4 separate regions of the Homo sapiens genome follow, and all the other regions are linked to region 1. Evidence: chromatin contacts called from ENCODE Hi-C or POLR2A ChIA-PET data. All regions are on one chromosome and are shown on one strand. Each heading gives the region's core, a stretch centred on a gene start or an enhancer-like site at or near the end of the contact. The rest is flanking DNA. Distances are from core to core; before and after follow the strand shown. Region 1 holds the start of ATAD2B (ATPase family AAA domain containing 2B). Region 2 has its middle 21 kb from the start of DNMT3A. Region 3 overlaps DNMT3A (DNA methyltransferase 3 alpha). Region 4 holds the start of LINC01381 (long intergenic non-protein coding RNA 1381).

Region 1 (7,516 bases), core at 3,228-5,727:
ATTTTAAGGCTGCAGTGAACCACTCCAGCCTGGGCATCAGAGTAAGACTCTGTCTCAAAAAAAAAAAAAAAGGGTCCTAACTAAACAGACACCTGTCAGGTATATAAAAAGGTGCTCAACATTACTAATCATCAGGGAAATGCAAATCAAAACCACAATGAGATATCACCTCACACCTGTCAAAATGGCTCTTGTCAAAAAGACAAGAGACAACAAATATTGGGGAGATGTAGAAAAAAGGGAATCCTGGTACATGTCAGTAGAAATGCAAAATGGTGCAGCCACTATGGAAAACAGTATGAACGTTCCTCAAAAAATTAAAAATAGAACTACCATATGATCCAGCAATCCCAACTTCTGGGTATTTATCCAAAGGAATTGAAATTAGGATTTCGACGGACATCTGCACTTCCATGTTCGCAGTAGCATTATTAATAGCTAAGACATGGAAACAATCTAAATGTCCAAAAAGAGATGAATGTAGAAAACGTGGTGTACATGTGTGCATGCCCAGTGGAATACTATTAAGCCTAAGAAGGAAATCCTGCCATTTACAACAACACAGATGCACCTAGAGGATGTTACACTAAATAATATGTCAGTCCCAGAAAGACAAATACTGAATGATCTCACTTATCTGCTAGTTTAGTGGAATCTAAACTAGCAAATTCACAGAAGCAGAGAGTAGAAGGGTGATTGCCAGGGTCTTGTGGGGGGACAATCAAGTTTCACTTATGCCAGATAAGTTCTGGAGATCTATATAGCATAGTGCCTACATCTAAGAATACTGTATTGCATACTTAAAATTTTCTAAGAGGGTAGATTTTATATCAAGTGTTCTTACCACAAAAATAATACTAATAATACATTCATAATAAAAGGGACAGGGAAACTTTAGGAATGACGGACATGTCTATGGTGTTGATGCGGTGGTGTTTTCACAAATATATACTTATCTCCAAACTCACAGAGTTATATACACTAAGTACCACCTTTTACATGTCAAAAAAAAAAAAGGCTTTTCATACCGAAAAAAAGAAAAAGAAAATAATTCCAATAATCGGCAGAATGCATATTTTCCCCCATCCTATGCATATACTACTTGGGAAAAAGACAAAACTTTAAGAAAAGCTCATAGCGCTATGACTTTTTAAAGCAAATAAAATGTCTCTGGACACAGTGAATGAAATAATCTAAAAACAGGGAAAAGGGGGAAAAATAGGCATCAAGTGTAGTTAGTTAAGAACATGGCACAGGCTGGGCGCGGTGGCTCACGCCTGTAATCCCAGCACTTTGGGAGGCCGAGGCGGGCTGATGACGAGGTCAGGAGATCGACACCATCCTGGCTAACACCGTGAAACCCCGTCTCTAATAAAAATACAAAAAAATTAGCCGGGCGTGGTGGCGGGCGCCTGTAGTCCCAGCTACTCGGGAGGCTGAGGCAGGAGAATGGCGTGAACCCCGGGGGGCGGAGCCTGCAGTGAGCCGAGATCGCGCCACTGCACTCCAGCCTGGGCTACAGCGAGACTCCGTCTCAAAAAAAAACAAACAAACAAACATGGCACAAAAGCAGAAAAAGGAGAAACTCCTCAATTACAAACAGGAATATTATGTTACAAACAGGAATACATTTCTTTCTACAAAAATAAGGGTCTGCGAAAGCAACAACACGGGCAACCCCATTTTGCACCAAATGAGACTTTACAGACACTGGCAAATGCTTATTACAGACCCCACAGACATAGAGGGTGTCTTTAAGTACTCCAGAAAGGGTGAACCAGGAGTGCTAAATTCCTACAAAACTGGAGAAGAGCTAACCAGAAATATACAACCTGCTTCATAAATATATAGTCCATAAACTTAATAAATTCAGAATTATAATTTATCCTCTTCTAAAGGTCCAATCACTATGTAAGAGTAGTTACGTCTCTAAAAAAACCTTTCAGAGAAAGCAATTAGATGACTACATCATCTCCTAGAGCCGAACATAAATCTTCTTAAGACTGAAAAACAAATATTTCAAAGTAAATCTTTAGTACCCTGTTATTTATGGTGCTTTAAAACATTTTAAAAGGATCTTTGAAACAAAGTTTCATTAGTACCCTTCTACAAAGAGCTCTCATATCTTTCATTCTTTTAGCAATTTAAAAGCTACCAAATGTTCATTTCCTCATTAGATTATTGATTCCTAGCCTTTTAACATCTCTATAACAGCTGCTTGACAAATTACCTCACCTTATTCCTCGGGGGGTGAGGACAGCATGATATCCATGAATTCAAAAATGGGACCACAAACTGATGAGTGAAGATGAGCTAATTGCTTCAGATGAGTTAGACACTGCTCTAACAGACTAGGCATTCACATAGCATGATACGATTAAATGCTTACACCCTAAATATTTTCTTTGTCCTTAAATGTACAGAAAAGATCTTTTCTTAAATTGAGTTTTATTTTAAAATATGTGATAGCCTCAGTAGGTCAAGAAGCTTGAACATGTTTGGAATAGTTTCCACCGAAAGCCTCGTCTTCAAAGTACTTATTCTCAACAGTTTGCACAACTTTCAGATTTAACCTTATTTCAACCTAAGAGAGCTGTAAGCCCCCAAAATAGTCTATTAAATAGGACGTTATAATGCCCAAAATTTTATCAAAGAAAAGCCAAAACGATTTTCAAAGATATAATAAAAATATTTCAGAGTAGTATGGTAAAATATTCCTGTCTCTGCCTAGATCCATTCTGTTAGTGTCAAAACAGTGTAAGACACAAAGAAAAGCACACACAAACCGCGATCTTGTAGACCCCTAGAACATAAAATATTGCTTTCCCCCAATAAGAACCACAAAATGGTGTGGAATTAAAGGAGCATTTTAAATGAACAGCTTTTTCCAGCCAAATTACTTAGCAAGTCAACCTCTTTTAGACAGAAGCAATACACTCTTCTCTGAATTCAGAAACAATCTCATAGTAAAACAAACGTGTCAATTCCTTTAAAACAATAAATATCTGTGCTTAGCTTTATAATGTAGGTAATAAAATTTCAAGATCTTTCAATCAGTTTTTTAATTCAATCACCAGCGTCTTTAAATGTCATTTTTGCAACTGCATGACTATGGTGTTCATTCACCTTTTGTAATATAGTCCCATAACAAAAATGTAGACACCCAAGAAACCACACAGTTTTGGCATGATGGTGCTGACTATCCGAAACATTCCACTTGTTTCTTTCGACGTGCTCCTTCTGTGACCTGAAAGCTCTGGTTCCTACTAGCACCTTGGTGAGCTAGCTGGCTGGTTCCCCAGCTATAATATCATGTTTGATCTCTCCTGCCTGGAGAGGCGATAGCGTTGATTTTGTTTTTAAAGTTGGTGTCAGAGCAGCTACAAACTTTTTTCAGCATCCCTGCCTGGCTGCCAACTGGAGCTCTCTGTTCACTTCCTCACCAACTTGAACCACCCCCAAACTGAGAGTAAGCTGGAGTTAGACAGCGGCAGGAACTGACACACTTTCAAGAAGGGTTTGACACCGCAGAAAACTTTCACTTCTCCAACCCTTCCACCCAGGGGCTCTGGCCCTTCGCTCTTGCTTCCCCGCTAGAATTCCCCTCTGGGGCAGGACAAGGACACGGACAGCAGATCGTTCGAATGACGCCGAAAGGGACCCCCAAAGCCCTCTCCCCTGGACTCAAGGGCTGTTCTTCACACAAAAGAGCCGGGCCAGCTTGAAAAGCAAAGGGGCCAGCGTCGCGGCCCTTCTCTGGGTGCCACCCTCCACCGCGCCCGCAGACCCTGTCTCCAGCCGCCCGAGCGGTCTCCACTGTAGGCTTCCTACCCCCAACCCGGCCAGACAAAGCCCCGGCAGCAGGGCCGGCACTTCCGAGCCTCCGGACTCGGGACGCCGCGCTCTTACCCTGGCCTCATCCAGAGTGACGCCGGCGCCACCGCTTCCCCCGGCTTTGGCGGCGGGGCAGCTGGCGGCGCGGGTCTTGGAGGAGCGGGTCCGAGAGGAGATGAAATGGCTGCTGCCTCCGGTCGCCCCAGGCTCTGCTCCGGCCCCAGGCCCAGGCCCGGGACCAGGAGACTTGGACCCGAGAAGGCGGAGAGAGCTCTTCCGGGTGTTCACCATGGTCCAGCCAGGGGGACGGAGTCCACGCCGCGCCCGGGAGAGCCGAGCAAGGCCGGCCCGCCGGCCGGTCAGTCAGGGCCAGCGGAGCCGAGCCGGGCAATGAGAGACGAGCCGGCCCGGAGCGTGCGGAGCGCAGACGAGCACAAGAGAGAGCCGGGCAGAGGAAGGGAAGTCGGCGTGAGCAGGCGGCGTGCGGGAAGCGGGGGCGGTGCTGCAGACCGGCAGCACAGACACTCCGCCGGCTTCGCCCTCCTCAGCGGGAGCCGAGCGGAGCCGCCATTTCTACCCCTTTCTCTCCCGTTCTCGCTCTCGAGCTCCGTGCGTCAAGGCTCCAGCGCCGCAGGGCCAACGAGACCGCTTCCGGCCGCAGCCACGGCGGGGCGCTGCGAAGCCGGCCAGCCCTTCCCGGCTGCTCGCTCCTCTCCCTGCCGCCTCCAGCTGCCCCGCCCCCGGCGCGGCGTCAGCGCTCGGCGGCCGGGGAGCGACGCTCTAGGCTGTCAGCTCGGTGGTTTCCAGCTCTCCCCGACCGCAGGGCTGGGGCGACCAGAAAAGCCAGACTAATCAGGACGAGTTCGGGCGTGGAATTGGGCCTGAAGCCCTCATGCCCAGCCAGGCCTGAATGCCCCAGACCCCACCGTCACCCCCGTGGCCTGGATGGAGCAGGGGACGGCCGGCGAAGGCGCGGGGTGGAAGGGGAGCGGCGACGAAGGCGCGAGGAGCTGACTGGGAATCCCCAAGCTACCCGAGGCAAGACACTGAACTTGAGTCGCACTTTTCATGCCTGTAGAAATGAGAATGACAGCTGTGATAAAAAAAAAATTCATCTGGGCGGTATCTGGAACTTGGTAAGCTTAAGAAGAGAAGGGGGGGGGGAAACACCATGCTAGAACTCTGCGTTTTTAAACAAAGCGAGGCAGGGTCGTTTTCTATCCCCTTAGCCAGATCTAAGGCGGAGCCAAAGAATGAGTACCCTGTAAGAGCCGCCTCTATCGCCGCCCCCTGCCCCCGGCCCGCTGAAGAATTAAGAATACAAAAAGCTGAACCCACAGATAAAGCATTTGCAATTTAACTTCCAAAGAAAAAAAAATTAAGCCACACAATTCATATGAAAAGCTCTGCTGTAGGCCGGGTGCGGTGGCTCAAGCCTGTAATCCCAGTACTTTGGGAGGCCGGGGTGGGTGGATCACCTGAGGTCAAGAGTTCTAGATCAGCCTTACCAACATGGTGAAACCCTGTCTCCACTAAAAATACAAAAAATCGATGGGTGTTGTGGTGGGCACCTGTAATCCCAGCTGCTCGGGAAGCTGAGGCATGAGAACCACTTGAACCCAGAAGATGGAGGTTGCAGTGAGCCGAAATCACGCCACTGCACTCCAGCCTGGATGACAGAGCCAGACCCTGTCTCAGAAAAAAAAAAAAGAAGAAAGAGAGAGAGAAAGGAAGAAAGAAAGGAAAGAAAGAAAGAAAAAGAAAGAAAGAAAAGCTCTGCTGTAAAGTAGGAATTAGGTTCATTTCAAAAATTCACAGTACAGGCCGGGCTTACGCCTGTAATCCCAGCACTTTGGGAGGCCAAGGCGGGCGGATCACTTGAGGTCAGGAGTTCGAGACCAACCTGGCCAACATGGTGAAACCCCCTCTCTACTAAAAATACAAAAAATTAGCCAGGTGTCGTGGTGCATGCCTGTAATCCCAGCTACTTGAGAGGCTGAGGCAGGAGAATCGCTTGAACCCGGGAGGCAGAGATTGCAGTAAGCCAAGATCGTGCCACTGCACTCCAGCCTGGGTGACAGAATGAGACTCCATCTCAAAAAAAAAAAAATAAAATTCACAGTACATTAGACATAGCCTACTGTTTATTGGGCAGGAGTTTATTAAACTGTTTATTAAACTAAGAAAAATTGAAAACTCAGGAAAAGTCCTGAAAATGACCAAATGGCATCAAACTTAGAGCATTCTGGCCATCTAAGCTCCCAATCATTCCAAAAAACTGTACAACACTGGAAATGACAATTTTTTTTGTTTGGGAACCAGTATGGATTCCAGAATAGATAAATCCTTCTGACACAATTTGCATACCACATCCTCTCCTGGACACTTCACCTGCCACTTAGAGTTGATGTCTTAATGGGTGGGATTCCTCATAATGGAACCATACCTGGATTTTCCTGGGTCAAGTAGCTATCACATCACTGAGCAGCATAAACAAGTATCAATTCCTGTGGAAAGAGGCTGGTTTGGGCCAGGCACTGTAGCTCACACCTGTATTCTCAGCACTTGGAGGCCGAGGCGGGAGGATGGCTTGAGACCAGGAGTTGGAAACCAGCCTGGGCAACATAGTGAGATCCTCTCCCTGCCAAAAAGAAAGAGAGAGAGACAGGGTCTCACTCTGTCACCCAGGCTGGAGTGCAGTGGCACAACCACAGTTCACTGTAGCCTTGACCTCCCAGGCTCAAGCAATCCCCCTGCCCCAGCCTCCCTGGTAGCTGAAACTACTGGGTGTGGTGCCTGTGGTCCCAGCCACTCCTGAGACTGAGGCGCCATCAGTCACTTGAGCCCAGGATGTCCAGGCTGCAGTGAGCCAAGTTCATGCCATTGTACTTTAGCCTGGGTGACAGAGTAACACCCTGTCTCAAAAAAATATTTAAAAAAAAAAAAAAAGGGTAGGGTGCAGTGGCTAATGCCTGTAATCTCAGCACTTTGGGAGGCAGAGGCGGGCGGATCACTTGAGGTCAGGAGTTCGAGACCAGCCTGACCAACATGGTGAAACCCCATTTCTACTAAAAATACAAAAAATTAGCCAGGCATGGTGGCAGACACCTATAATCCCAGCTATTTGGGAGGCTGAGGCAGGATAATCGCTTGAACCCGGGAGGCGGAGGTTGCAGTGAGCTGAGATTGCACCACTGCACTCCAGTCTGGGCAACAGTGCAAAACTCCATCTCAAAAAAAAATAAATAAATAAAAAGGCTAGTGTCCTGCAGAGGTGTGTGGTATGCAAATTATATACAAAGGATTTGTGTGCTTTCCTCCTTTTTTGTGTGTGTTTATTTGTTTTTGTAGTCCTAAATTGGGAAGGCCAAGTTACCATAACCTATACCATTTACTATCAACAAATGTTAACTTTATTTATTTATTTGAGATGGAGTCTTGCTCTGTCACTCAGGCTGGAGTACAGTGGTACTATCTGGGCTCACTGCAACCTCCGCCTCCCAGGTTCAAGCGACTCTCCTGCCTCAGCCTCCCAAGTAGCTAGGGCTACAGGCGTGTGCCACCACGCCCGGCTAATTTTTTGTAGTTTTAGTAGAGACGAGGTTTCACCGTATTAGCCAGGATGGTCTTGATCTCCTGACCTCGTGATCTGCCTGCCTCAGCCTCCCAAAGTGCTGGGATT
Region 2 (7,516 bases), core at 2,261-4,760, 1.4 Mb after region 1:
TCAAGATCTGCCGGCCTCGGCCTCCCAAAGTGCTGGGATTACAGGTGTGAGCAACTGCACCTGGCCCCAGCCCTTGTTTTGTCCATTTTAAGGATGAGGCTGCTGAGGTCCCGAGGGGGCTCTGAGCAAGCCAGCGGCAGAGCCAGGGCCAGACCAGGACTCTCACCTCACCCTCTGTCCACACAGAATTTCCCAGGGGGCCCGGGGCTCTCTTGTGCTAGAGACTGGCTGAGGCCGAGGGCTTGTCACCCAGCCCACCTGCTGCCAGGCTGGGTACTGGCTCACAGCTCTGTCCCTGAGCAGATCTAACCCAGCCCTCCCCTTGCTGTCCCCTCCCTCTCACTGCGTCCCAAGCACCCGGCCTCCAGGGTCATTTGGAAAACCTGCCTGTCCCCAGACATCTTGAAATCTCTTGAGTGGAGACCTTTCCTTGCCACACTTAATGAATTTCAGGAGCTGAATGTGGGCCCCTGGGAGGTTGGGGGCTGTGAACAGTGGGGAGAGGAGTAGACAGGGACAAAGAAGTTCAGGACAGGAAGGTGCAAGAACCTGGGCTGCGGGGGCTGATTTTCCTGAGCAGAACTGGGCTAGCATGTTCGTGGGGACAAGGGAACAATGGGGGAGATGGAGGCCGGGTGTTTTGCTAAGCCAGGGCAGGAAAGCCTGACCTTCTGCACTTCTCAGGGGCCCAGCAGTGCCCTCCACACAGACCCTGGAGATATGGGCTTGGGGCTCTTGCCCAGAGAGTGGCAGGGAGGGCCCATCTTAGGTCCTAAGGTGTCTGCTGGTTCTGCCAGGTCTAACTCAGGTGCCCAAGAAGCAAGTCCTCTGAGGGCCCCAAGACCACCCATAGTGGCCCTAGAAAAGGTGGCTCCCCCATCCCCCTTGAGCCTTAAACTTGGCAGATTTCCTGGATTCCATGACTGACACAGACCTTCCTTTCCCAGCAGCCAGCCCTGAGCAGGGCCCATGGACTCGCCCTGTCCCTTCCCCTCCTTGACCAGGCAAACCATCTTGAAGTTGCTAGAGCAAGATTCTTCCTTATCCACTGGGAGAGGCCAGGGTCTGTCCTTCTCTCAGGCCACCCCCACCCCCAGCCCCCCCTTCTCTTCTCAGGTGATTTTGGTGGCATACCTCTTCCTTTCTGTCCTAAGCCCATCAACCCCCCTCCCACTTTTTTTTTTTTTTTTTTTTTTTTTGGCCACAGAAAAGAAAGAAAAAGGAAAACAGCCTAAAGGCATATTCTCCTTTGTGTAAAATTAATATATGCTATTCAAGGGCATGTAAATGTAATTTTAAAGTCAGCTTTCTTGGGCCTTTGTTAGGAGGCCGCTGTCGTGGTCAGAAATCTACATAGCATATGGCATATAGTAGGTGGTCAATAAAAAAAAACTCATCCTGCCCTCCTCTCTCCCCGCCACCTTTCCTTTCTCAAGGGTCCCGAGGGCACCTGGGCTTCCCAAAGCAGAGAGGCCTGTTGGGGGCAGATGCCCACCTGCCCTCCCGCCACCCGTGCCTGTCTGGGCTTCTCCTCCCAGAACAAACCTCTCCTGCAGGGGAGGGCAGGTGGCACCTGAGGGACTGTCCTGAGGGCTACTGAGGGACTCAAGGAAAAAACCCACCTTGAGTCAAGCAAGTCTTCCATGTCTCAGAGGGGATCCTTCCCAGGCCTCCTTTTTTTTTTTTTTTTTGAGATGGAGTCTCAGAGTCTTGCTGTGTCACCCAGGCTGGAGTACAGTGGCGTGATCTCAGCTTACTGTAACCTCCGCCTCCCGGGTTCAAGCGATTCTCCTGCCTCAGCCTCCCGAGTAGCTGGGATTACAGACTGCACCATCATACCCAGCTAATTTTTTTTTTTTTTTGAGACAGAGTCCCACTCTGTCGCCTAGGCTGGAGTGCAGTGGCATGATCTTGGCTTACTGCAACCTCCGCCTCCCGGGTTCAAGCGATTCTCTTGCCTCAGCCTGCCAAGTAGCTGGGACTACGGGCACGTGCCACCACACCCGGGTGATTTTTGTATTTTTAGTAGAGACGGGGGTCTCACCATGTTGGCCAGGCTGGCCTCAAACTCCTTATCTCAGGTGATCCGCCTGCCTTGGCCTCCAACTCTGTGCTGGAGCTACAGATATGAGCCACCGCGTCCGGCCAGGCCGCCTTTTAAATTAGGATCAAGGAGCATGGCCTGAAAAAATGATTGTTTTAGTGCCCCGACCCCACGAGGGAGTGCGGGACTGAGACCCCCATCAGGCCACTGAGCAGGGGAGCCAGGACAGCTTGGCGGTCACACCCCGGAGGTCTGGGTGCAGCGCGGGAAGGCTGGGTCCCTTCTAGGATCTCTGGGCCACTAGTCCAGCTGTGGGGACAGTGTCCGAAGCCCCTGCCCCACTGACTGGGGATCCGGAAAAAGGGTGCCACCTCCCCACCCCAGGCATCTACTTTGCTTAATGGAGGCTGAGCCCAAAGAGATGCCATTGAGCACCTAACACCACTATTGCCACTTTTCTGGCCACTTTTCCACATCAAACTCATTCTTTTGGTCAAGTGGGAATAGAAATCAGGGAAAGTTGTGGGGAAAGTCATTTCAAGTAAACAGATTCAAAAGCGCTCGACAGCCCCTCGGCGGCTCCGCTCCGAATAACCCCACCGCGGTCAGCAGGTTTCGGAGCGGAGTCCGGGTCTCCATCGGCTGCAAAAACCAGCGAAGTGGGCGGCTCCGCCAGGCCGAGGACCCAGTGCAGTCGCCGCATTTCGCTCTTCACCCTCCAGGTGGCGCTAGCGGGGGCGGAGCGCATATTTGTATTTGGGGAGGAGCTTCAGAAATGCTGACTGTTGATTGGCTGGGCTCAGTCTCGCTTTCTTTTCTCCTTCCCGGCAGGGCTAGGGAGGGGACCCAGTCCCGGTGCCTGAGCTGCGCAAGAGGAAACGTGTGTGTGGGAATGGGACAGAGGGGACGGGGTTGGCTCACTTGACACAGAAAGAACATTTGGGGCATGGCCCCTGGGTGTGTTCACTCCTCAAGGACAATCCTGATTTCCTGGTTTTTGTTTTTTTAATAAAGGCAATTTGTTAAGTGTATAATGAACTGTGTTTTCCATTTGTCATTCCTTTATAAGACACCTCATAAATTTACACACCAGGAAAATCCTTGGTGGGACCTGTTGATAATAAAGACATCGTTATTTACAAAAGAACGAAGGTGAGGACCTTCTAGACCTCCCTTTTTCATTTTCTTGGTCTCTGAATGTTGTGTTTGTGTTACCAATATAACGATCTGTGGCTGTATTTTATTTGCACATCTAACAACTGATTGTTAAGCTTCCGCTATCTGGCAGGCATTGGGTGGGGTTTCTCTGAGTCAAGAGTGAGGAAAAAAAGAGGGGGAGCTCGTGGACAGGTAGGACAGGCGGCAGCCAGGATCCAGGCTGTGCACGGGGAACATTGAAGAACGCTGCCACGGCCCCGAAGAAGAAGTGGAGCCACGGGGAGAGGAACGGGGAATTTAGAGGAAGTGGGGCCCGAGGGCAGCGGAGCAGAGCCGCTAGCTCAAAAAGCGCAGTGCTGAAGTCACACTGATGTCACTGCAGAAGCCCAGAGGAGCTAAGGAGAGGTGAGATGTTGGGGGATTCCCTAGGGCAGCTGGAGTGGGCCCCTGGCCTTTTGTCCGGTTGGTGGGGAGGAAAGCATTGGAAAGTATAACTTCCAGAATATTTCCTTCTTGCTCAGGACAGAAAGCCATCTCTGGGGCCAGGCGCGGTGGCTCACGACTGTAATTTTAGCACTTTGGGAGGCTGAGGCGGGTGGATCACGAGGTCAGGAGTTCAAGACCAGCCTGGCCAACATGCTGAAACCCCGTCTCTACTCAAAATATAAAAATTAGCCGGGCATGGTGGCAGGCGCCTGTAATCCCAGCTACTCGGGAGGCTGAGGCAGGAGAATGGCTTGAATCTGGGAGGCAGAGGTTGTGGTGAGCCGATCATACTACTGTACTCCAGCCTGGGAGACAGAGTGAGACTCCGCCGCAAAAAAAAAAAAAAAAAAAAAAAAAAAAAAAAAAAAAAAAAGAAGAAATTTTTGCTAAGTGAATAAGGGAAGCAGATGCTTCTTGATCGGTAGAGAAAGCTCCCTCTAGGAGCCTGCACAGAGCCCAGTATCTCTGGCAAAGAATAAATTGTTCGGAGAGGGCTCTCTTTAGTGTAGGGGAAAGTAGCCCCTTTGCCCCGGGAGAAAACTGTGACAAGACCTTGGCGTTTCAAGGGCTTGAAGAAACTGCTCACCCACTGAGGGGGCAAGCAAGTCACAAGTGTGTGTATACCTGGTGGTGAGAGTGAGGTCTGCGAGGTGGTCCTCCCCATCCTGTCCTGCTCCTTACCTGCCATTCCAAGACCAGCCTCCACCCCAGAAGCAGATTTTCCCATGACTTGAGGGCTACAGCCTGGGCAGAGATTTGGCTCAGGGCCCTGGACTCCACCCCTCGACCTCCTTAAGTGGCCCTTTACATGTCTGGGCAGGGGAGACAAATCAGCGCCCCAAGCCTGAGCACCCGTGCCAGGCCTGGGGAGATCCTCAGCCACCTGGCACCGGGCGTGGGGCTTGGGCCCTGGCAGTACCAGGTTCCCTTGTCCCCATCACTGTAGCCTCTCGCCTATGAGTCCAGGTAGGGTCTGGCCAGTGCGGCTCAGTGTGGCTTGACCCACAGTGCCCAGTGGATGGTGCAGACACTAGTGTCAGAGGAAGAAAGGAAAGCAACCATTATTACTCATTTGCTATGTGCTCAGCCCTGCTCCAGGTCTCTTACACATTTTAATATAATCCTTAGAACAACTAAATAGGTTGGAATTATCTTCATTTTATAGATGCAGAGAATAAGGCAGTGACCTGAGGTCACTCTAGAAAGGAGCAGCGTCAGGATTCAAATGAAGGTGTGCCTGCCCTCCAGAACCCATGCTTTTCCATTGAACCCTATAGCTGTCCAGGAAGGCATGGTCCCCAGGGATCCCAGGAACCCTCAGGTACCTCCCTGAGAAGCAGGGCCCCAGACAGGCCTCCAAGAAACAGGGAGGATGAGACAACTCCAGAGAAGAAGGCAGAACCCTCGCTGGTGAGGACCCTTGGGAGCAAAGACAGGGACAGAAGGAGGAGACTTAGCAAGGGGCCAGCAGGGTGCAGACTCGCAGAAAAAGGAAAGGGAGAAGATTCAAAAGGGCAAATTGAGGCAAGAGGTGACAGATTTAGACCAGGTCTAGGGAGATCATGGAGGAAGCCCGGGGCAGCTGGAGGCACCCCAGCAGGACTGGATGACTTAGGGACCAAGGTTGGAGCAGAGGGCAGGAGTCACACATATAAATGCTCCTGGGAGCTGGGCAGGTCACGTCAATGGGCAGGTGAGCTGAGGGTGGAGCACAGACAGAGCTGAGCAAGAGACAAGCAGGACGTGGGAGTTGGAGCGGGGTTGGGAGCCCTCAGACAATAACCAGAGGCTGGGACACAGGCGCCCAGTCTTTCCCAGGCAGCTGGGTGGGCAGCGGGCACACCAGACAATCATGGGTCCTGGACCCACACCTCAGATCCCCTCTTAGTGACTGTGCAAGCTTTCCCATCCTCGTTAGCCTCTCCAAGTTTTCTCTACAGATGGACACCCTCGGCATCGCCTTAAAACACGTATTCATTAACCACACTAAAAAGCAGTCTTTTCCCCATTCCAGGGCCAGTCTGCACAATCGTTAGGTTCTAACATAAGCTTCATTTCCAGGCCAGCACACCCTCCGGGTCACAATACATTAGTCATTTGCCATTCAGAATTGGCACCCATTGTGTGCCAGCACTGTCTTTTAGCTCCTTCTCCCATGTTTCAGGCTGGTGGGAACTGGCACCCACCGTGTGCCAGCACCCTGTCTTCTAGCTCCTGCTCCCGTGTTTCAGGTTGGTGGGAAGTTTTCAAGTTTCAAGTGTCTGGGGGAAAGTTTATACCTCATTTGGGTGTTCCCGAGCAGGAATACCCTCAGCGGTAACTGGCACAGAGTGAGCTATTGCTTCCTGTGGGCCATGGTGATTGGACTGTCTCCCACCTAGCCAGGAAGTGCCTCCAGGCAGGAGCCGACTCTTCTAGAGGCCTGAGACAGGCCTGCTCCTTTGCATAAGAACTTGTCCAGGATGCTTTAGCTTTGGGCTGGGGTGGGGTGGGTGGTGCGTCATTCAGGAAGACAGGTGGATTTTTTTAAAGCAATAAAATAGTACTATTATTTGTAAACTTTGTTCAGACACTATCCTAGCATTTCATGTGTGTTGGTTAACAGGCAGAAATTTAATTACCTGCATTATCTCTCTATATATTTAGTAAATCATTTGCGTGTTAGGTATTTGTCCACAAGCACTCATTTTAGTTACCAGGGATCTTGGAGAACATAGTATTCGCACATTTTGAGGGACTCGAAGGTGTATATCACTATCCCTGACTTTAGGGACCTTATAGTTGGTTCAGGAAGACAAGAAGAGCATGTTAAAAAGCTCAGAGGAGCCAGGTGCGGAGGCTCAACTGTAATCCCAGCACTTTGGGAGGCCAAGGTGGGCCCAAGAGTTTGAGACAAGCCCCTTGCTTGAGCTCAGCCTGGGCAATATGGCAAAACCCTGTCTCTATTTAAAAAAAGAAAAAAAGAAAAAAAGAAAAAAAAAAAGGCTGGGTGCAGTCGCTCAGGCCTGTAATCCTAGCACTTTGGGAGGCCGAGGCAGGTAGACCACGAGGTCAGGAGTTCGAGACCGGCCTGGCCAATATGGTGAAACCCCATCTCTACTAAAAATACAAAAATTAGCTGGGCATGGTGACGCACACCTGTAGTCCCAGCTACTCGGGAGGCTGAGGCAGAAGAATCGTTAAAACCCAGGAGGCAGAGGTTGCAGTGAGCCAAGATCATGCCACTGCACTCCAGCCTGGGCTGGATCTCAAAAAAATCCAGCTGTTAGCGTCCTGATTTTGGACTCCATCTTAAACAAAAAAAAGAAAAGAAAAGAAAAAAAAGCTAGCCAGGCATGGCGGCATTTGCTTACAGTCCCAGCTATTAATACTTGGGAGGCTGAGATGGGAAGATTGCTTGAGTCCGGGAAGTCAAGGCTGCAGTGAGCCATGATCACGCCATTGCACTTGAGCCTGGGTGACAGAGCAAGATGCTGTCTCAAAAAACAAAAACAAAAACAAAAAAAAAACAACTCTTGGGTTCAAGGCCCCGTGTGACTGGGCGGGGTGGGTACTAACTTCACAACTCTGCCTATGTTGAAGGGGCTTCTCTCTACTCTGCCTCAGTTCCTTGTTTCTCTAAAACTTCTCCTTTCCTACTTATAGCCCCAGGCCATCCTGGACAGTCATTGGCAGGCCCACCATCACTATGGGGTGGCCCAGTGTCACATCTGCCAGGAATACCAGCACTTGAGAATTACCTATGCAAATTTTGCACTGACCAGTGGTGAACAAAATAATGTAACCCACATGTAGATTGGGGGTGTGGGGCTTTTGCCACTGGAGTTC
Region 3 (7,516 bases), core at 2,754-5,253, 1.4 Mb after region 1:
CAAAGTGCTGGGATTACAGGCATGAGCCACCACGCCCGGGGTCTTTTTTTTTTCTTAAATAGAGATGGGGTCTCACTATGTTGCCCAGGCTGATCTTGAACTCCTGGGCTCAAGTGATCCTCCCACCTCAGCATCCCAAAGTGCTGGGATTACAGGCGTAAGCCACCGTGCTGGGCCCTAGTAAAGACATCTTCAGACATATGAGGCCTCACGCTCCTTTCCCAGGAAGGACAGGAAGATGTCCTCTAATACGCATAAGATCCAGTACAGGAGAGATGGGAAGGGAGGCTCCAGGATGAAGGGGAAAAGAGGCCGCATGCCAGTCACCTGGCATGAGCCAGAGAGGGCCAGCCTTCCCACTGAGACTGGGGCACGAGTGCCGTCATCACCATGCCCTCTGCTGTCGAACTGTCTTTTTACCTGACAAAACTACACAGGTATCGCTCGTGGCCATACTCTGCTATCTAAACCCAGGAACTGAATAGATTTTTTCTTTCTTTCTTTTTTTTTTTTTTGAGATGGACCCTTGCTCTCTAGCCCAGGCTGGAGTGCAGTGGCGCATTCTCGGCTCACCACAACCTCTGCCTTGTGGGTTCAAGCAATTCTCTTGCCTCAGCCTCACGAGTAGCTGGGATTACAGGCACCCGCCGCCATGCCCGGCTAATTTTTGCATTTTTAGTAGAGATGGGATTTTGCCATGTTGGCCAGGCTGGTCTCAAACTCCTAACCTCAGGTGATCCACCCGCCTCGGCCTCCCAAAGTCCTGGGATTAGAGGCGTGAGCCACTGTGCCCAGCCATGAATGGATTTTGATATGGACAGATGTGTGTCCTGGAAGATGTGCTCTAATGAGGGGAGTGAGCCAAGCATGAGGAGGACACGAAAGCCAGAAAACAGAGATTCCAACCGGAAAGTAATGGGAATTCCAAAGATGACCACAAAAGGAAGTCACAGAGCATCAGCTACAATGTGCCTAGAAAGCAACTAGCCCAGAGTGAAAGAGGATAGATAACTTAAAAAATGGAACTGAAACATCTTTTACCTGCTGTGACTGCCCGTGTGGAAAGCAATACTGATGGCTATTGGAAAGTGTGGTAGGCCCACCACAAAGAAGTGATAAATGCTGGAGGTGATGGATATACCAACTATCCTGTTTTGATCATTACACAATGTATGCATGTATTGAAACATCACATTGTACCCCATAGAGATGCACAATTATTATGTGTCAGTTAAAAAGAAAAAAAGAAAAAGAAGTCCTAAGGTAACAGTATTGTTAAAGAAAAATAAAATTATATTAGAAGTTGTGGTAGGAATTAGCAACAGGTACAAAAAAATAAGGCAGATGAGAAACAAGGTAATTATTAACTTCAGGGAAAAAAAAACGAAAAGAAACTATTACAGTGCACCACAAGGCTCAGCTGTGAATAATAGTTTTATCGAAATAATAAAATAAACACTGTGTGTAGGTTTAACAAATATATGTGTGTGTACATATATATGTATATATGCATGTATGTACACACAAATTACTTTTGTATGTACCACAAAATTAATGCCTTAAAACAACACATTATCGGCCGGGCGCGGTGGCTCACACCTGTAATCCCAGCACTTTGGGAGGCCGAGGAGGGTGGATCACCTGAGGTCGGAAGTTCAAGACCAGCCTGACCAACATGGAGAAACTCCGTCTCTACTAAAAATACAAAAATTAGCCAGGCATGATGGTGCATTCCTGTAATCCCAGCTACTCGGGAAGGCTGAGGCAGGAGAATCACTTGAACCTGGGAGGCGGAGGTTGCGGTGAGCGGAGATGGCACCATTGTACTCCACCCTGGGCAACAAAAGCGAAACTCCGTCTCAAAAAAAAAAATTATCTTGCAATTCTGCAAGTCAGTAGTAAAAAAAAAAAAAGATTCTCCTTACTAGGCTAAACTCAAGATGTTGGCAGGGCTGCATTCTTTTCTGGAAACTCTAAGGAGAATCCATTTCCTTGACATTTTCAACATCTAGAGGCTGCCCTCATTCCTTGCCACGTGGTCCCCTTCCAACTCCAAAGCCAGCGATGGCCAGTCTTTTTCCCATCACAGTACTCTCTGCCTCATCAACATCTCCTGCTCTGACTACTCTTCTGCTTCCATCTTTCACTTCTAATGACCCTTCTGATTACACTGGGCCCACCCAGATAATCCAGGATAATCCCCTCATCTCTAGGTCATTAATTTAATCACATCTGCAAAGTCCCTTTTGCCATGTAAGGTGACATATTCACAGGTCCAGGGGATTAGGACCTGGCCATCTTAGGGGGGCCATTATTCTGGCTACCAAATGCACAAAACATTTTTGAGGCTGGACACAATGGCTCATGCCTGTAATCCCAGCACTCTGAGAGGCCAAGACAGGAGGATCACTTGGGACCAGTCTGATGACACAGGGAGATCCTGTCTCTACAAAAATTTACAAAATTAGCCGAGTGTGGTGGCACATGCCTGTAGTCCCAGCTACTCGAGAGGCTGATGTGGGAGGATCGCTCGAGCCCAGGAGGTCGAGGCTGCAGGGAGCTGTGATTGTGCCACCACACTCCAGCCTGGGCAAAGATCGAGATCCTGTCTCAAAACAATCAACAACAAACAATTTTTTGAAAAAATATAAGAAGAGTACTGTCAATATTTAAGGAGGATGGCTGAAGAGCAGAAAGGTTGGACATGTAAGAGGATCTACTAAATAGGAAATCAATGGAAAATGTCTAAATAGATGAATCAAAAATATGCACTTTACTCAGAAATATGAGATGAAAATTGCTGGAAGAAACAGCCAAGAGAATCGAAAGCGGTTGCCTCTGAGAAGAGGATAAGGGTAGGAGTAGGCAAGGAATCACTGCATTTTGTTAGGAGGTTTTAGTACTATTCGACTTCTTAAATTATATGCATGTACTACTGTGAGTAAATAAAAATGAATTTTTAAACAGAGAGAGTGGGGATGGGAGAAAGGGCTTACGTCCCAACTGCAGCCATCGGTTGCGTTTGGCCTCCATTTCCTTCTCTATAAATAAGAGTGTAGCTGAGGCCTTTCCACCTCTGTTGTTCTATGAAATCATCACGTCCCACAGAATAACCATCATCAGCTCCTCACACCCACACAGAGTTCCATCACCAGCTACAACACTGGTACCTCCCTCTCCACCCCCCACCCTCACGAAATGTTTAATCCTCCAAACACATCATTCCCGCTGCGTCCAGCCCATGGGCAGCGCAAGTCAGTGCTGCCTGCATCCGTAACCCCAACCCCCGCTCACTCAGCCCCTTCTCAGACCAAAGAGCTACATCTCCACCATCTCCTGAAGCCTCAGGACTGCTCCCCTGCACCACACTGTCCCCACTGCCGCCCCCACTTCCTCACCAACCCCAGCCTCATCAGCACCCCCGAGATGACCACCCAAGCCTCCTCTCCATCTTCAGATTGAGGACTGCTGGCCCCCCTGCCACCCCACAGTCTCTCCTCAACAAGGGCTTGCACATAATTATCCTCTTCCAAAACCAAAACTGTCACGGCCCACAAACCTAAATCCTCACTCCACCAAACACGATCCCAATATTCTCACCCTAAGGGCCCCTTCTTCTCCGTCTCAAGTTCTCTGTCTGAATGGCTGAAAAATATCTGACCATTTCTGTAGCAGGTCCTTCTCCCTCCCTCTGCTTGCATTCTCCTTTTCCTCTAGTGGACTCTGGTTGTTCTGCTCTACCTAGATGCCTTCCCCTCCTTCCCGGTGGGAAACGCTTGTCAAAAGGTTTTCGTTGTGCCTGTGCTGACCTCAACCCTCACCCCAGGCAAGTGGTGAGCACGTGACCAGGCAGAGCCAATCAGAGGCCTCCCTGGAACCTTTTTATCGATGCGATGGAAGGATGCTAACATGGTCGATGTGAGTCAGGGGCTGCCAGCTGCTGTCTTCCCGCCATGTGGGTGAGCCTGCCTGAGAACGAAGAGCTCAGAGATGAAGACAGAGGGATAAAGCGTTGTAGTCACTGTCTGGGCCCCTGGTCTTGCTGTTCCTGGAGGCAGGGACGTCTCTGAACTTCCGGGGACTGTGAGCTTTCACTACTTTGGTATGAGTCTATGACTTGTGGTTGACACCCTCCTGACCTAAGGGCTAATCTCAGTCCCCTCCAGGGCTCCCTGGGAGGCCAACTGCGGGGTTTCCAACACTGGCCTTATTTCTTACCAGCTGTGTGGCCTGAGGCGAAACTGTGCCTCAGTTTTCTCAGCTGTCGAGTGGGAGAAAGAACTTTCCACCTCACAGCGCTGCTGTGAAAATTAAAATGGAATGCCCTAAAAATGCTTCCAAGAGCGCCTGGCACAGAGAAAGTACTCAATAAATCTTAACGATGATTACTCTCAGATTCAACCAGCCCGCAGATTTCTCTCCTTTCTTGAAATCCCTGGAGTTCCTCTAAGTGGCCTTCGCTCAGGCAGGAGCTTGTACTTAAGCTCCTCCGACATGCCAGGCCCCGTGAGCAGAGCTTTACAATGTCAACATCTCATTAATCCTCACACCTCACCCCAACCCTTTGAAGTGGGTACTATTTTTATCCCCATTTTCCAGATGAGAATAATGAGGTATGGAGAGATTAATAAAACTGCCCAAGGTCACACAGTGGGTAAGGGGTGGAGCCAGGCACAGTCCAGGTCCACCCCACTCAGAAGCTCACAGCTCTCCACTCCCTCTCTCACAATCAGCATGTGACTGCTGCAGATCTATATTAACTTTGGGCACGGACTGGCCAGAAAACAAAGTTTCCAGTCAGTCTCTCTCTCCTGGTCAGGCTTGTCTGCAGTGGGAGCGGGGAAGGAGGGCACTGGAGCATGCTAATCACAGTATTCAATGCCCTGCCCAATGCAGTGGTCATTCACTCATTCATTCATGCAGCTATTTCCTGAGCACCTACCATGTGCCAAGCACTGTGCTAAGGAACATGCACTATCCTCAATCCTCAAAACAATCCTATGAAGCAGGTCCTATTGTTATCCCCATTTTATAGAAGACATGGAGGCTTAAAGAGGTTTAATACCTCTCTAGGGTAGCACAGCTAGAAAGCCCCAGGGCAGGATTATAAATCCAGGTCCGTGTAACTCAGAACCCTTCGCAAATGTGGCAGTTCTTGGTCATGAATGAGCATGCTAAACACACATCTCAGAGCCAGCGCCATGATCGATGTTTGTGCCTCTGGGGTGACCCTGGCCCACAGATAACAGTCCCATGGCTAAATTTCCTATTTGAGCTTAGGAGGAGGTGCAAATGTGGGTGACAGAAGGCAGCAGAGTATCTTGTGCCCCACCCCCACCCCCTGCCCAATCATCTGCTAGGGTAGGGGTCAGCTAGGGGCCAGGAGAAAGTGGAGGAGACCTCCTAGACGGAGATGTCTATCTGTCAACTCTTCCCCCTCCTGTCACAACCTCTCTTGGTCATAAGACTGGGGATGGATAAGGAGGAGGGAGAGGGAGGGGGGTCTTGGTGCCATTTTCCAGTGAGATGGCCATCACCATTCCATTGCCCTGACTTTCAGAAACATTACTTGCACCCAAACTACCAGCTGTCCATAGAATACCAAAAGCCACTGGTGACAGGCCAGCAGTCCTGCCCTCTGCAAAGCTGATTTATCTGGCTCTAGAGTCACAATAAGACGGCTTGTGGCTCTCACACCACTCTCGAGGCCATGGCACCACCAGCACTGGCACCACCAGCACTGGCACCACCAGCAGGAGCACTTATGATCACACCAAACCTGCTGCCACTACGGCGGCCACATGGGAGTCTGAGTCAGACTGCTTTGCTCACACTAATGGTTGCCATGACACAGCCCCAAAAGTGAGCGGGGGGGGGATTTATACCTAAAATAGATGCTGTTAAGGAGCTGAAGTTGTTCTCAGGAGCCAAAATGAGCCAACACAGACTTCCGTAAGGCAGCACCGATTTCCAAGTGCTGCAAGCCAGGAGAAGCCCTGTCTAGGGGTCACACGTGCTGTGGGTCAGATGGGCTTCCCACGGCCTGGGAGTCAGGGGCACAGGGTGGCACAGAGTCCATGTGAGAATCAGACACATGGTCCTGGATGGGGTCTGGCAGTGACCAGCATGGGTCTGATTTTATCATCCACAGCGGAAGCGGCCCACGGTCATCTGCATGTTTCTCTACTTTTCCAACCTTCTCTACAGCATGGTCCACAGCTGCCAGCTCCAGAGCCTCTATCACTTAGTCCCCTGCGCGTGGCCCTGTTTCCCCACCCCACAACTCTAAAACCTTCTGGGGATGCTGACCTCGTCCTCGGGGGAGAGTGCTCCCACCAGGGACATATTATAATGCTTTCCCTGGGAGAGAAGACACACACACCCACTTGGCTTTCTCGAACTCCTTACGCCACTGAACTGACAGTGGAAAAAAGGAGTTATGCCACTGTCTGGAGTGATTGATCCTAGTTACCAAGGAGAAAACTGGATTGCTGATCAGCCACAGAGCCAAGCAAGACTGTGTCTGGAACCCAGCGAATTCTCTCAGGCACCTCTTAAGAACGTCCATGCCCAAAGGAAGGCTGAATGGAAAGTTATGGTAACAACAACAAAAGCGGGATAACTAAGGATTCAGGTCCTTTGGGAATGAGGGTTTGGGTTACTCCACCAAGTAAAAGAAGCATGACCTGCTAAGGCTCTGGCTGAGTGTGGAGGAAACACAGAATGGGATAAGAAGACAATGAAGCCAGGTAGCAAGTGTAAAGTGTAGCCTTGTGAACAAATGCAGAAACCAGGCCTCTAGTGGTTTTGCACATTTTCTATTAACTTGATATATATGTGTGTGTGTGTGTGTGTGTGTGTGTGTGTGTGTGTGTGTGTGGTGTGTTTGCAATATGGTAACCATTTTCTTCTTTTTTTCTCCTTCCCATTCTTTTCTATACAAGTTGTTGACAGTTAGCTTTATAATGTAGTCTTTAGGTAACAGAATATTCAGTGAGACTGTGACTGACTTTGAGAAGTTATTGTAGCCAGGGATTGGTAGAATGATGGTTGGGGCTCTCTGGGCAAAAGGGTGAGAATTTCATAAGAAGGATAACTATCTTGATAGGTAGACATCCAGTTGTTTGTTTTTGTATGGGAGTTCAGATGTTGTAGAAAGGTGCAAATGGAAGCTGTGCAGCCAAAGGGGTAAACTGTGCCAGTTATCAGTTTATTCGCCCATCATTGCCTGTGCTGTGAAGATGGAGCTGGGCCCTTTAACTACTTTTCCTTTGTCAGCTGGCACAACTGTGGAGGGCACTGAAGAGGCATTGAAGGAGGAGGTGGGTTTCCTTTCTAGACCCAGTGTGCTCTTGTTGGGTTCCTGCATTGTATACAACTTCTCTAGCAGCCAGATCTTGCTGCATGGGCGCTTCCCAGCATCAGGGTCTTGCCAGATATGAAGCTTCCCAGCACCCAGCTCCTGTGCTGCTGCAGCTTCTCCAGCATGCAGCTTTCCAGTGCCCAGCTCCTGCAG
Region 4 (7,516 bases), core at 2,646-5,145, 1.3 Mb after region 1:
GTCCTCAGGCGTGTTAACACGAACAGAGCCCCAGCGGGTACTTTCAAGGGAAAAATACATGGTGCCAAAGTCTCATCATTTGATTTTTAAGGTTACATACATACACACCTATATAACGATACACATGCAATTACATATACACACACGTAGAAAATCATTTATATACTTTGAAAAAAATTGGAAGAGTTACAGAAGAAACAAGTTGCTCTGAGAAGCAGGCCTGGAGGTTGGGGATGAGGGCAAAGGGGAGTCTGTCTTTGACTTTCACCTAAAATCCTCCTTTAGTATTTGAGTTATTGCCATAAGAAGGTACTGCTTTTGAGGCCAGGTGCGTGGCTCACACCTGTATTCCCAGAACTTTGGGAGGCTGAGGCGGGTGGATCACCTGAGGTTAGGAGTTCAAGACCAACCTGGCCAACATGGCAAAACCCCGTCTCTACTAAAAATACAAAAATTAGCCAGGTGTGGTGATGCGCACCTGTAATACCAGCCACTCGGGAAGCTGAGGCAGGAGAATCGCTTGAACCTGGGAGTCGGAGGTTGCAGTGAGACGAGATTGCACCACTGCACTCCAGCCTGGGTGGCAGAGTGAGACTGTCTCAAAAAAAGAAGGTATTGCTTTTGAGGTTTTTTATTTTATATTTTTTTTAATCATTGTTTGTTTGCTTGCTTTTTGAGACAGGGTCTTACTCTGTTGCCCGGGCTGGAGTACCGTGGTGCAATTATAGCTCACTGCAGCCTGTATCTCCCAGGCTCAAGCAATCCTCCCACCTCAGCCTCCTGGGTAGCTGGGACTACAGGCCCTTGCCACCACACCTGGCTAATTGTTTTTGTTTGTTTGTTTTTTCAGTAGAGATAAGGTCTCGCGATGTTGCCCAGGCTGGTCTCAGGCTCCTGGGCTCAAGGGATCCTCCTTCCTTGGCCTCCCAAAGTGCTGGGATTACAGACCTGAGCCACCACACCCCACCTACTTTTTGTAATAGTATCAAAAGTCGCCGCCACTGCTGCTGCTACTGCTTTCAGATCATACAGACTGCAGTGGCCTGAACTGACCACAGGGGCCTAAGTGAGTTGTGGAGAGATCTGTGGCCATCCAGGTACGAAATGATGTGGCTGGAACAGTGGCACTCTTAGCTGAAAAGAAACAAATGGATTCCAGATTTACTTAAAAAGCAAAACTGACAGGAGGGATAGCGAGAACAGAACTATTCTCTGTTCCCACTGCCACTCTCCCATCCCACCTTTCTGCCCCATGACAAATGACATCCCATAAGACCTCAGTCTCAGAATCAAGGCTCCCATGGGGCTAACGCAGGGCAAGGCACAGAGCCAGAGTCTGGGGAAGCCTCAGAGATGACAGAGGGGTTTGGGCCTCTGCCCACCAACCACCACTACCCACCCTCCTGGGCACAGGGCTAGCACAGTCAGGAGCCTGCGTGGCACTTGCTGAATAAGGACTTGAATGGGTGCCTTCTAACTATAACTCCTTGGTTCATGTGACATTGGGAAGATCTGTGGGCGGGGCCCCTTCCCGTCAGGCTCACCACCCGCTGTGCACACCTTCACTCTCCCCCTGCCCTGGTCCCTCTCCAGTGGGGAGCACCAACAGATTCTCCTGGCTGGGCAGACAGGCCCAGAAGGAAGGCTGCTCGGACCCCTGCCTGTACCCTGAGACCTGGCCCCCAGCCTCCTGGGCTGGCCCTGAACCTCCACATCCCGCCCTGAACCTCCACATCCCGCCCTGCCATTCACATCTCCTGTTACAGGACATGATGCTCCCCTAGCCCACCCCACGGCCCTTCCCACTGGGGACCCCCTTTTTAAGATTCTGCCTCCCTCTAGCCCTCACCACCTGCAGGTCCCAAGCCCAATGAGCAGGAGCCACAAATCTGTCCCAGAATCACCAGGAAAATCGGTGTGGCTTCTCAGAGGAGGTAGCATCTGAGTTGGGCCTTGAAACATGGAGAGGAATGAGCCTCTGCCAGATAAAAGAGGAAAGAGGATGTGGCTTTGCCCGGGTATTCCAGACCCAGCAAGGGTGGGACTGAAGGCTTGATGTGGCTGCGTTAGAGGCGGCCAGACTAAATGCTCTATCTAGGGCGTTACAGCCGGAAGAGTGGCCGCATACCTCGCTGGCCCCCGTGTTCCTTCCTGAGCTGCTGCTCACACAGGTGTGTGGTGGTCAAGTACACGTGGTCTGCTTCTCCACCAGACCCGGAATTCCTCAAAGAAGGGCTATGGCCTTCAACTCTTCAACATATATGTTTGTATATGTATATATATGCAATTGTGGTGGTCACACAACTGTAAACATCAGTCAAAATGCACTGAGTTCAATACTTAAAATTGGGGAATGTCACTGTTTGTGAATTATGCCTCAGTAAAAAGCATGCTTTAGAGTCTCTGGGTGTCCAGGTTCACCAGGCACTTTCACATAGATTATCTCCAGCAGCCCAAACAACAGCCCCATTTCACAGATGGAGAAACTGAGGCCAGTGACTTGCCCACATCCCATAGTGGCAGACCTGGGCCCCTCCTTCAGAGCTTGTTGCTCACAGGATATGGGCCTGAGGGATTTTTTTTTTTTTTTTTTTTTTTTTGAGACAGAGTCTCGCTCTGTTGCCCAGGCTGGAGTGCAGTGGCACGATCTTGGTTCACTGCAACCTCCACCTCCCAGGTTCAAGCTATTCTTGTGCCTCAGCCTCTCCAAGTAGGTGGGATTACAGGTGTGTGCCACCATGCCTGGCTAATTTTTTGTATTAGCCAGGGTTTTGCCATGTTGGGCAGGCTGGTCTTGAACTCCTGGCCTCAAGTGAGGCCTCTCAAAGTGCTGGAAGTACAGGCGTGAGCCACTGTGCCCGGCCCGTGAGGGACTTTTGAGAGGACAGGAGCCAGCCATGGCTGGAATAATCCAATGTACAGAGTCTACCTGGTGCGGCTGTTGCTGTCTTGCCCTCGGGGAGTTCAGCCCCTGTAAGAGAGGTTCAGTGGTTCGGTTCTGCTCAGGGGGTTCCTCAGGCCAGTCTGGGAGACACTGGGTGACACTCACATTCCTGCACCCCCTAGTCCTGGCCCCAGTTCACACAGACCACTCGCTGTCATTGGGTAGGTATTAGGGTTCTGAGTCAGATGTCCTCCAAAGAAGGGGTTCTACCACAAATTGAGTTGCCAGATTTAGCAAATAAAAATACAGGCCAGGCCAGGAGTGGTGGCTCATGCCTGGAATCCCAGCACTTTGGGAGACCAAGGCAGGAGAATCACTTGAGCCCAGGAGTTCGAGACCAGCTTGGGCAAAATAGCGAGACGCCCCCCAGCTCTACAAAAAATACAAACATTAGCTGAGTGTAGTGGTGTACATCTATTCTGGAGGCTGAGGCAGGAAGATCTCTTGAGTCCAGGAGTTGGAGGCTGCAGTGAACTATGATTGTGCCACTGCACCCCAGCCTGGGCAACAAAGCAAGTCCTTGTCGCAAAAAACAAACAAACAAACAAACAAAAAACCAGGACAAAACGTTGGAGACATTCTGATACTAAATAGGACATCCTAAACAGGATAGATGTATACTAAAAATGTATCTGTTGCTTATCTGAAATTTGAATTTAACTGGACCTCCTACATTTAACCTGGCAATCCAAACTGAAAAAAAAAACCACCTAAAATTAAAATTAAATTAACAAAATTTAAATTTAATGAAATTAATAAAATTTAAAACAAAACTAAAATGAAAGAAAAAGTAAAATAAAAAAAATTTTTTAAATGAGTTAAATTAAATGAAACGAGAATAAAATCCCAAAAGAGGTGAACACTGCACAAGCGCGCACGCCTGCGCCGAGCGCCCGTGGCCCAGCAAGATGGCGAGGCCGCGCCTTCCCCACCCAGGCGTGGGGTCCTCGGGCCTCTGCGCGGCGCTCGCCCGGGACTGGGACGCAGAGCCGCGGACGGCTTTGGGGACGCCAGGGCTCCGGACTTCCCCGGCGGCGCCTCACGGGCGGCAATCGCCCGCGAGCCTTGGGGCGCGGCACCCAGGGCCTCCCCACCGGGCTCCGAGGGACGCAGCGGCCTCGCCACCGCATTAGGCCGAATCCGGTGCCTTCTAGAAATGGCCTCCTGCAGCTCCAGAGCGCCTGCAGGGTGAGCAGAGGCTGCTCTGTTTTCAAGAAAGCCGCGCGCCCTCATGGCCCCGCAGGGCCCCTCACGGCCTCTGCTGCTCTGGGGAGAAGGTAGCCGGCGCCACCGAGTCCCAGGAGGTCCCCGGACGCCCGCCCGGGCCCCGTGGGAGGGTGACGCCCGTGACAGCTCCTCTAGCTGCACTCTGCTGCCTCTGTCATTCTGCCACTCAAATCTCTGGCCTGACACTGTGCAGGCGGAAACAAGTGGGGGGCCCCTAGGTTTTCCCCCACAAATCTGAATGCTGAAAGGCGCGCCAGAGAACTTTTGCTCACTTGGGGAAAAGCCGATCTGTACCTTAGAAAGGGCAATAATAAGGATATAATATTAAATTAATAATACCTAATACAGTCATAAAGGTCCAGAACCTTATGCCCAGGCACCCCACTCCCTGGGAATGTATCCTAATGAAATAATTCAAAGGAATAACCGTGCCCTAGGCATAATCATGTTCATTATGGCATTATTAGTGTGAGCTAAAAATTGAAAACAACCTCGCCACCTAGCAAGGGAGAATGGTTAAGGGAACGGTTTTACACCCACTAGATGGAATGCCGTGTAGCCAGTAAGTGATTATTGCAAGGTCTGTAGAAACACGGGGAAATGTTTATAATGTAATCTTAATGAAAAATGGTTTAACATGAAATGGTAAATTCTCATGGATCTCAACTCCTTCAGAATTGCTTTTTCTTTTAATCGAAAATGTTATATAGATACTTGCAGATTCACATGCAGTTATAAGAAAATATAGGCCGGGCGCGGTGGCTCACGCCTGTAATCCCAACACTTTGAGAGGCCGAGGCGGGCAGATCATGAGGTCAAGAGATTGAGACCATCCTGGCCAACATGGTGAAACTCCGTCTTTACTAAAAATACAACAATTAGCCGGGCATGTGGCATGTGCCTGTAGTCCCAGCTACTCGAGAGGCTGAGGCAGGAGAATCGCTTGAACCCGGGAGGCAGAAGTTACAGTGAGCCAAGATCGGGCCGCGGCACTCCAGCCTGGTGACAGAGTGAGACTCCGTCTCAAGAAAAAAAAAAAAAAAAAGAAATGATACAGAGATCCCACCTCTACCCAGTTTTCCCCAATGGTAACATCTTGCAGAACTATAGTACAATATCACAACCAGCATATTGACAGGGATGTAACCTGCTGATCTAATGCAGATTTCCCAAATGTTACTTATACTTGTGTGTTTTGTTCTATACAGTGTTATCACAATTGTAAATTACAATTTTACTAGAGCTGGGTTTTTTTTTCTTTTTCTTTTTTTCTTTTGAGACAGAGTTTCACTCTTGTTGCCCAGGCTGGAGTGCAATGGTGCGCTCTCGGCTCACTGCAACCCCCACCTCCCGGGTTCAAGCAATTCTCCTGCCTCAGCCTCCTAAGTAGCTGGGATTATAGGCGTGTGCCACCACACCTGGCTAATTTTGTATTTTTAGTAGAGACAGGGTTTCACCATGTTGGCCAGGCTGGTCTCAAACTCCTGACCTCAGGTGATCTACCCACCTCGGCCTCCCAAAGTATTGGGATTACAGGCGTGAGCCACCACTCCCGGCCTAGAGCTGTTTTTTAAAGCACACGTGTGCATATGTAGAAATGTGTTATATAAATGGTGGTATTTGAAAGATTTTCTTTTCTTTTCTTTCTTTTTTTTTTTTTTTTGAGACACAGTCTCGCTCTGTCGCCCAGGCTGGAGTGCAGTGGCACAATCTCGGCTTACTGCAAGCTCCGCCTCCCGGGTTCACGCCATTCTCCTGCCTCAGCCTCCCAAGTAGCTGGGACTACAGGCACCCGCCACCACGCCCGGCTATTTTTTTTAATTTTTTTTAGTAGCAATAGGGTTGCACCGTGTTAGCCAGGATGGTCTCGATCTCCTGACCTCGTGATCCACCTGCCTCGGCCTCCTAAAGTGCTGGGATTACAGGCGTGAGCCACTGTGCCCAGCCGAGAGATTTTAGTTTAAATATTTATCTTTAATGCTGCTATGTCATCTTATCAATTAAAAGAGGGGAAGGCCAGGTGCGGTGGCTCAGGCCTATAATCCCAACACTCTGGGAGGCCGAGACAGGAATTTGAGACCAGCCTGACCAACATGGTGAAACCCCATCTCTACTAAAAATATACAAAAATTCTCTGGACATGGTGGCGCGTGCCTGTAATTCCAGCTACTCAGGAGGCGGAAGCAGGATAATCGCTTGAACCTGGGAGGCAGAGGTTGCAGTGAGCCAAGATCGCGCCATTGCACTCCAGCGTGGGCAACAGAGCGGGACTCCGTCTCAAAAAATAATAAATAAAAAGAGGGGATAAGTTGAGCTAGAAAAGGCAGGTGAAAGAAAGGAGAGAATGGTGGGCCAGGATGGCAGAAGGCAGAGATGCCGCCTAGCCTTGCCAGGACTAGCCATACCGTCTTGAGCAAATCAACGAACATTCTTTGAACTGCAGTTTCTCAACAGTCAAGCGGGGATAATTTCCCCTGCCGTATCTACCTAGCAAGGTTACTATGAGGTCCTTTTTGCCAAACTCAGGTAACATCCTCCAGGCCCTCCCTGAGCACAGTCAGCTGACAAACACACTGAAAAAGTGAACCCTCCGGGGGGTCCCTTGATCTTTTGTGGTCTCACCACTCACAGACCAGCTACTACCAAAAAGGGAAGTCTCTCCACCAGGCAGGGAGGAGACGTCACAAGGGGCTTCCCAAACATTTCCCGCTGCAAGAGGCCTGGTCTTTGGAAGTGGACCATCAGGCTCAGAAACAGGTTCCCTGGGGCAGCCAGAGGAAAATGCAATCAGACAGGAAAGGAGCAAATAACGCAGTGCCCCTGGGGTTCCCTTGGCTCTCCCAGAGAAAAACAGTCAGCCTGACTTGGGTTTCCCTCCAGTGGACCAGCTGAGGTCACTCCACAGACATCCTGGGCTCCTCCCAGGCCTCTTCTCCTTCCAGATACGTCCTGGGCTGCTTGTGTGAAAGGGTTCCAGTTCCCACACTGTCCTCTCCACCAGGGAGAAAAGCTGAAGCCATGATCCTGAAGGTGTTCAACTCAAGATGCTTTCTATTTTAACTCGAACTCTTGAGATGCCTTGTTTTCCAGAGCTCCAGGACCACCGTCCACCAGCTGTACTGCTGACCTTTGCTGTGGTTGGCTTTGCTGTCCTCTCAGCCTAAGACGCCCTTGGCCTTCTCTGTCCTGTGAACTCCCACCCCATCCTTTAAGGCAGGGAATGGTACACTTTTTCTGTAAAGGCCTAGATAGTAAATATATTAAGCTTTGTGTATAGTCTCTGTCACAACGATCCATAGAATGAGCATGGCTGTATTCCCACTACATTTTATTTACGGACATTTT

Evidence for each region. Hi-C counts contacts between places; a loop is a spot of excess contacts on that map. ChIA-PET counts read pairs that join two places held with the same protein, here RNA polymerase II (POLR2A). Pooled maps may share reads with other maps.
Region 2: a loop to region 1 is called in a pooled map, with 6 times the contacts of the local background. The contact joins the enhancer-like site here to the promoter of ATAD2B in region 1. A Hi-C loop is called at or near these places in 5 of 50 pooled maps.
Region 3: POLR2A ChIA-PET joins it to region 1 with 12 read pairs in activated T-cell. The contact joins the enhancer-like site here to the promoter of ATAD2B in region 1. POLR2A ChIA-PET finds 5 or more read pairs at or near these places in 2 of 52 experiments (activated CD8-positive, alpha-beta T cell and activated T-cell).
Region 4: a loop to region 1 is called in a pooled map, with 2.9 times the contacts of the local background. The contact joins the promoter of LINC01381 here to the promoter of ATAD2B in region 1. A Hi-C loop is called at or near these places in 2 of 37 single-sample maps with no recorded cell type and 6 of 50 pooled maps. POLR2A ChIA-PET finds 5 or more read pairs at or near these places in 1 of 52 experiments (H1).

What each region holds. Positions count from the first base shown.
Region 1 is chr2:23,922,646-23,930,161 of GRCh38, forward strand. ATAD2B (ATPase family AAA domain containing 2B) reads right to left here and starts at 4,478. Exons shown (of 28, transcript NM_017552.4): 1 at 3,910-4,478. The coding sequence starts at 4,125. It also overlaps a transcript of UBXN2A not described here. RefSeq lists enhancers at 3,145-3,394, 3,493-4,411, 3,605-3,654, 4,412-5,328, 4,915-5,004 and silencers at 4,135-4,214, 4,415-4,744.
Region 2 is chr2:25,359,346-25,366,861 of GRCh38, forward strand. No RefSeq gene overlaps it. Among named protein-coding and RNA genes, the nearest start is that of DNMT3A, 21 kb to the left of the region's middle. RefSeq lists enhancers at 2,848-2,927, 3,198-3,297, 3,348-3,397. Within about 2 kb of position 3,511, at least 29 of the 41 ENCODE cell types and tissues checked have a DNase peak (open chromatin) inside an H3K27ac peak, as active enhancers do.
Region 3 is chr2:25,319,273-25,326,788 of GRCh38, forward strand. The region is part of intron 1 of DNMT3A (DNA methyltransferase 3 alpha); the gene reads right to left. Among named protein-coding and RNA genes, the nearest start is that of MIR1301, 5.7 kb to the right of the region's middle. RefSeq lists an enhancer at 2,820-3,647. Within about 2 kb of position 4,004, at least 3 of the 41 ENCODE cell types and tissues checked have a DNase peak (open chromatin) inside an H3K27ac peak, as active enhancers do.
Region 4 is chr2:25,200,418-25,207,933 of GRCh38, forward strand. It overlaps LINC01381 (long intergenic non-protein coding RNA 1381), which reads left to right and starts at 3,896. Exons shown (of 2, transcript NR_132378.1): 1 at 3,896-4,132. RefSeq lists a silencer at 3,894-4,233.